2 separate regions of the Homo sapiens genome follow, and region 1 is linked to region 2. Evidence: read pairs that join two places in POLR2A ChIA-PET (ENCODE). Cell type or tissue: B cell. All regions are shown on one strand. Links, peaks and the distances in the headings refer to the core of each region. The heading gives the core; the rest is flanking DNA. Region 1 overlaps RAB3GAP2 (RAB3 GTPase activating non-catalytic protein subunit 2). Region 2 holds the start of LOC101929750 (a long non-coding RNA gene).

What was found. ChIA-PET counts read pairs that join two places held together with the same protein. Peaks named below come from ENCODE experiments on the same cell type or tissue, not always from the same donor. Only the 100,000 strongest peaks of a DNase experiment are listed, where the experiment ranks them.
Region 1: POLR2A ChIA-PET joins it to region 2 with 5 read pairs; 1 of 35 experiments calls an interaction of 5 or more read pairs at or near these places.

Annotation. Positions count from the first base shown.
Region 1 is chr1:220,251,676-220,254,589 of GRCh38, forward strand. The region is part of intron 1 of RAB3GAP2 (RAB3 GTPase activating non-catalytic protein subunit 2); the gene reads right to left. It also overlaps the pseudogene MORF4L1P1. Among named protein-coding and RNA genes, the nearest start is that of RAB3GAP2, 19 kb to the right of the region's middle. In B cell, for the core only: no CTCF peak of the experiment used is centred there; no DNase peak of the experiment used is centred there.
Region 2 is chr1:221,045,310-221,048,223 of GRCh38, forward strand. LOC101929750 (a long non-coding RNA gene) reads left to right here and starts at 1,805. Exons shown (of 7, transcript XR_001738479.2): 1 at 1,805-1,891. RefSeq lists an enhancer at 2,088-2,157. In B cell, for the core only: no CTCF peak of the experiment used is centred there; DNase peaks (open chromatin) are centred at 1,142, 1,392, 1,742 and 2,072; H3K4me3 peaks cover 2,283 bases; H3K27ac peaks cover 2,251 bases.

The DNA of each region.
Region 1 (2,914 bases), core at 313-2,812, 790 kb before region 2:
ACTGAACCTGAAAACCAATTTTTAGAGTAATTTGGCAATTGTGACCCACATGTATAAGGATGCTTAGTGGAGCACTGTTCTTACAGCAAAAATATCAGAAATAACCTTAAAAATGTTCACTGATCAGGCAATTATTAAATAGAGCCTAGTGGAGTCTTCAGTGTAATATTATGTAACCATTAAGAACATGCTATAGACTGGGTGCGGTGGCTCATGCCTGTAATCCCAGCACGGAAAGCCGAGGTGGTGGGATTGCTTGAGCCCACAAATTCGAGACCAGCCTAGGCAACATAGTGAGATCCCCATCTCTACAAAGAAATAGAAAAAGTAGCTGGACATGGTGGCACATGTCTGTAGTCCCAGTTATTTGGGGAGGCTAAGGCAGCAGCAGGATCAATTGAGCCCAGATGGTGGAGGCAGCAGTGAGCCATGATGGCACAGCCTAGGTGATAGGCTGAGACCCTCTCTCAAAAAAAGAAAAAAAAAAAAAAAAAAGAGAAAATGAAGAAAAAAAACAAGCTAGAGCTATATATACCTGAAAACTATAAATGACTTGGAAAGATATAGATATTATATAATATATAATTAAACTACAAAGGTTGCAGATATGCATTTTATAAAAATGAGATCACAATATAAAATTACAAATAAATAAAATTCCCAATTAGCTTGTGTGTATGTGTGTGTTGACTGAGCACAGAAAGTCTGAAAGAAGTCTCAGACCTGAAATGGACGATTAGAAGCAGCTGTGGTCTGTGGAGCTTATGGAGAGAAATGAAAAGGGGCAAGTGAATTCAGAACCTTCAACTGAGATACCCAGGTTCTTGCACTGGGACTGACTGGACAAACAGCTTGACCCAAAGAGAACGAAGAAAAGTACGAGGGAGTGGAGGGGGCGACGGCCCACCTGGAAGGGGCACGGAGCCAAAGAAACCGTCACCTCCCGCCAAGAGAAGCAGTGAGTAATTGTGCTACCCTACCTGGGAAACCACACTTCTCCCATGGATCTTTGCATAGATCTTTCCATGGATCAGGAGATCTCCTCATGAGCCCACACCACCAGGGCCTTGGGTCTGATACACAGAGCTGTGTAGAGTCTCGGCAGAGCAGCCACTCAGGCACACACAGAGAACCATGAGTTTTACATACTACAGCTGGGATCGCTGGCAAGGCAGGAAATCTGTCTGTATATATCCCTAAGAAGGGGGCTGATTCCAGGGAGCCAAGCAGCATTGTTTTGTGGGCCCCACTTCCACGGCACCTCACAAGTTAAGACCCACTGGCTTGGAATCCCAGCCAGCCAATGGTGGCAGATTGGAATCTCCCTGAGATGGGTCCAAGTTCCCAGGGGCGGAGGGGTGGCTACCATCTTTGTGGTTCGGTAGACTCAGGCACTCCAGCCTGCTGGCTGTGGAGAATAGACAGTTTACGAGGAAGGTTCCCCAACAATGAAGAACAGCTGCCTTGTCAGATTGTGACCAGACTGCTTCTTGGGGTGGGACCCTGATACCATTCCTCCTCACTGGGTGGGACCTCCCAACAGGGGTCTCCAGCCACCTCCTACAGGTACATGTGGGCCAGCAACAGGTCAGTACTCCACCAGAATGCAGCTTCCAGAGGAAGGGGCTGGCTGCCATCTTTGCTGTTTTGTGGCCTTCACTGGTGATACCTCCAGGTACAGGAGAAACTGAGGCAACTGGGGTCTGGAGCAGATCCCCAGTAAACTGCAGCAACCCTATGGTAGAGTGGCCAGACTGTTAAAAGAAAACCAGAACCCAGGATGTAGAGCTGGCAGTGCCTGACGGCGCGTCTGACGCGGAGTTGGGTGGGGTAGAGAGTAGGGGGCGGTAGTCGGGGGTGGTGGGAGAAGGAGGAGGCGGCAAATCACTTATAAATGGCGCGGAAGCAGGACCCGAAGCCTAAATTCCAGGAGGGTGAGCGAGTGCTGTGCTTTCATGGGCCTCTTCTTTATGAAGCAAAGTGTGTAAAGGTTGCCATAAAGGACAAACAAGTGAAATACTTCATACATTACAGTGGTTGGAATAAAAATTGGGATGAGTGGGTTCCGGAGAGCAGAGTACTCAAATACGTGGACACCAATTTGCAGAAACAGCGAGAACTTCAAAAAGCCAATCAGGAGCAGTATGCAGAGGGGAAGATGAGAGGGGCTGCCCCAGGAAAGAAGACATCTGGTCTGCAACAGAAAAATGTTGAAGTGAAAACGAAAAAGAACAAACAGAAAACACCTGGAAATGGAGATGGTGGCAGTACCAGTGAGACCCCTCAGCCTCCTTGGAAGAAAAGGGCCCGGGTAGATCCTACTGTTGAAAATGAGGAAACATTCATGAACAGAGTTGAAGTTAAAGTAAAGATTCCTGAATAGCTAAAACCGTGGCTTGTTGATGACTGGGACTTAATTACCAGGCAAAAACAGCTCTTTTATCTTCCTGCCAAGAAGAATGTGGATTCCATTCTTGAGGATTATGCAAATTACAAGAAATCTCGTGGAAACACAGATAATAAGGAGTATGCGGTTAATGAAGTTGTGGCAGGGATAAAAGAATACTTCAACGTAATGTTGGGTACCCAGCTACTCTATAAATTTGAGAGACCACAGTATGCCGAAATTCTTGCAGATCATCCCGATGCACCCATGTCCCAGGTGTATGGAGCGCCACATCTCCTGAGATTATTTGTACGAATTGGAGCAATGTTGGCCTATACACCTCTGGATGAGAAGAGCCTTGCTTTATTACTCAATTATCTTCACGATTTCCTAAAGTACCTGGCAAAGAATTCTGCAACTTTGTTTAGTGCCAGCGATTATGAAGTGGCTCCTCCTGAGTACCATCGGAAAGCTGTGTGAGAGGCACTCTCACTCACTTATGTTTGGATCTCCGTAAACACATTTTTG
Region 2 (2,914 bases), core at 315-2,814:
GAAAAACACCTGGAATAATTACATCAGCTGCGAGGAATGCCAATACAGACAAATAACATATTTTTAGACTAAAGCTGTTGTCATCAACATATTGCATGGCCAATTCACTCATCTGAATTTTCCAACAAATGCATTGGGCTGAATGGAAAAAACAAACTTTATTGATAACACCTTGAAATTCACTTTTAGAAGCCTTGATTGCACCTAATTCCAAATCTGTTGTTAAGCTTTGGGTATTCAGTTAGACATTAGGGATTTTAAACTTTAGAAATTTAAACTTTAGGAATTTTGATCTTTCAGAATTTCAACATTCAGTTATGGCATTCAGGATTGTGTCTTTGAGGATTACGGTCAGCACCACAATTATTAGAGATCTGATATATGTGAATACTGCACAATGCTTTTTAAAAAATTGCTGTTTATCATTTTCACTTAATAATAAAATAGAATGTGTTTACTGATCAGTGCATGTACATTCACTTGTATGAAAAACTTTTGCTTTGCTAACATAAAATGATTAACCCCAATTTCGTGTAGACAGACAATGTGAATGCATGTCTATCTTCCTGTCTGTCTCTTGAAATCACAAACATATAAAGTCCATTCACTTGATCAATCAGAGGGGGGTAATACACATTATCTATTCTCTTCATTGACCAAATAGGAAGTGGTGAGGTTGTCTGGATAAGGGGCCTTACCAAGGAAGGACGGAAGTGGATCTCCTGTAAGTCACGTTAGTCATGGGGGCACATGTTGAAGGTACTGGCTAATGTGCGGTTGGGGCTGCTATGGTGATTCTTCCAGATTATTTCTAGCTCTTATAAACATGTGGATCTAACAGGTAATATATTCAGGCTGAAAACAAGCAGTCTAAAATGTCCTCTTTTCCCTCAGGTGTGGTATAGTATAGCTATTTTGAAAATATCATTTTGAAAATACAGAAACTCCTGTGGTGATAAAGGGGGTCAGTTTGCTAAAGGGGCATCTCTTTGTTGTGGCTTAAGAGATCTGAGCCTAGTTTCTGGGAAACTGGGCAATGTGGAAGTGAAAGAGATTCTGTGCCCAACATGCTTAGCCACTGCTGAGCTGTCAAACATAAACAAAGCACATTGCCTATTTAAAAGAGAAAGGAGAAGTCTGAGACAGAAGTCAGTTGGGCAGTTATCTGTGGATTCCTGTTGTTGCTTCTCTCCTCATCCACGCTTTAGTGGGTTGTTGAGAGCTAGTTTGCTGGCACAAACAAACAAACAAAAACAAATGATTTATGGAAACTACTGAGTCATGCCTTGTCCCATAGCTGCCTTTCTCCTGCTCTGGGAAGGCTCAGTTACACAGCAAATTTCTGAAGGGAGAAGTAGCCATGCTGTGGAATGTGTTATTATAAGAAAACTTTGCTGCTGCTCTGGTGAACCCAGTGATGCTTGAGTAGCCAAGGTTCTCATGTACTTTCTTACTTACTGTACTGAGGTAAGCAAAGTGACAGATCGTTTAGGGCTCTTGGAGAAATGCTTTGCAAACCTACAAAATGACTTTTTGTTTTATTTCATTTTGTTTTTTGAGACAGAGTCTTGCTCTGTTGCCCAGGCTGGAGTGCAGTGGTATGGTCTTGGCTCACTGCAGCCTCTGCCTCCCAGGTTCAAGTGATTCTCCTGCCTCAGCCCCCAGCTAGTTGGGATTACAGGCACATGCCACCACACCTGACTAATTTTTGTATTTTTAGTAAAGACGGGGTTTCACCATGTTGGTCAGGCTGGTCTCAAACTCATGATCTCAGTTGATCCGCCCACCTCGGCCTCCCACATTCAGACTGTACAAAATCCTGAGGTGAATGGCAAGATGGCTGAATAAGAACAGCTCCAGTCTGCAGCTCCCAGTGAGATCAATGCAGAAGGTGAGTGATTTCTGCATTTCCAACTGAGGTACCCAGCTCATCTCACTGGGACTGGTTAGACAGTGGGTGTAGCCCATGGAGGGTGAACAGAAGTAGGGTGGGGTGTCACCTCACCTAGGAAGCACAAGGGATTGGGAAACTCCCTCCCCTAGCCATGGGAGGCCATGAGGGACTGTGCCATGAGGTACTGTGCATTCCGGCCCAGATACTATGCTTTTCCCATGGTCTTCATGACCCACAGACCAGGAGATTCTCTTGGGTGCCTACAGCACCAGGGCCCTGGGTTTCAAGCACAAAAACTGGGCGGCTGTTTGGGCAGACACTGAGGTAGCTGCAGGAGTTTTTTTTCATGCCCTACTGGTGCCTGGAACGCCAGCAAGACAGAACCATTCACTCCCCTGAAAAGGGGGCTGAAGCCAGGGAGCCAAGTGGACTTGCTCAGCAGATCCCACCCCCATGGAGCCCAACAGGCTAAGATCCACTGGCTTGAAATTCTTGCTGCCAGCACAGCAGTCTGAAGTCGACCTGGGATGCTCGAGCCTGGTGGGGAGCGGGGTGTCTGCCATTACTGCAGCTTGAGTAGGCAGTTTTCCCCTCACAGTGTAAACAAAACTGTCAGGAAGTTTGAACTGGGTGGAGCCCACTTCAGCTCAGCAAAGCTGCTGTAGCCAGACTGCCTCTCTAGATTCCTCCTCTCTGGGCAGGGCATCTCTGAAAGAAAGGCAGCAGCCCCATTCAGGTGCTTATAGATAAAACTCCCATCTCCCTGGGACAGAGCATGTCGGAGAAGGGGTGGCTGTGGGCACAGCTTCAGCAGACTTAAACATTCCTGCTGGCTGGCTCTGAAGAGAGCAGCCGATCTCCCAGCACAGCGCTCGAGCTCTGCTAAGGGACAGACTGCCTCCTCAAGTAGGTCCCTGCACCCCATGCCTCCTGACTGGGAGACACCTCCCAGCAGGATCGACAGACACCTCATACAGGAGAGCTCCAGCTGGAATCTAGCGAGTGCCCCTCTGGGACGAA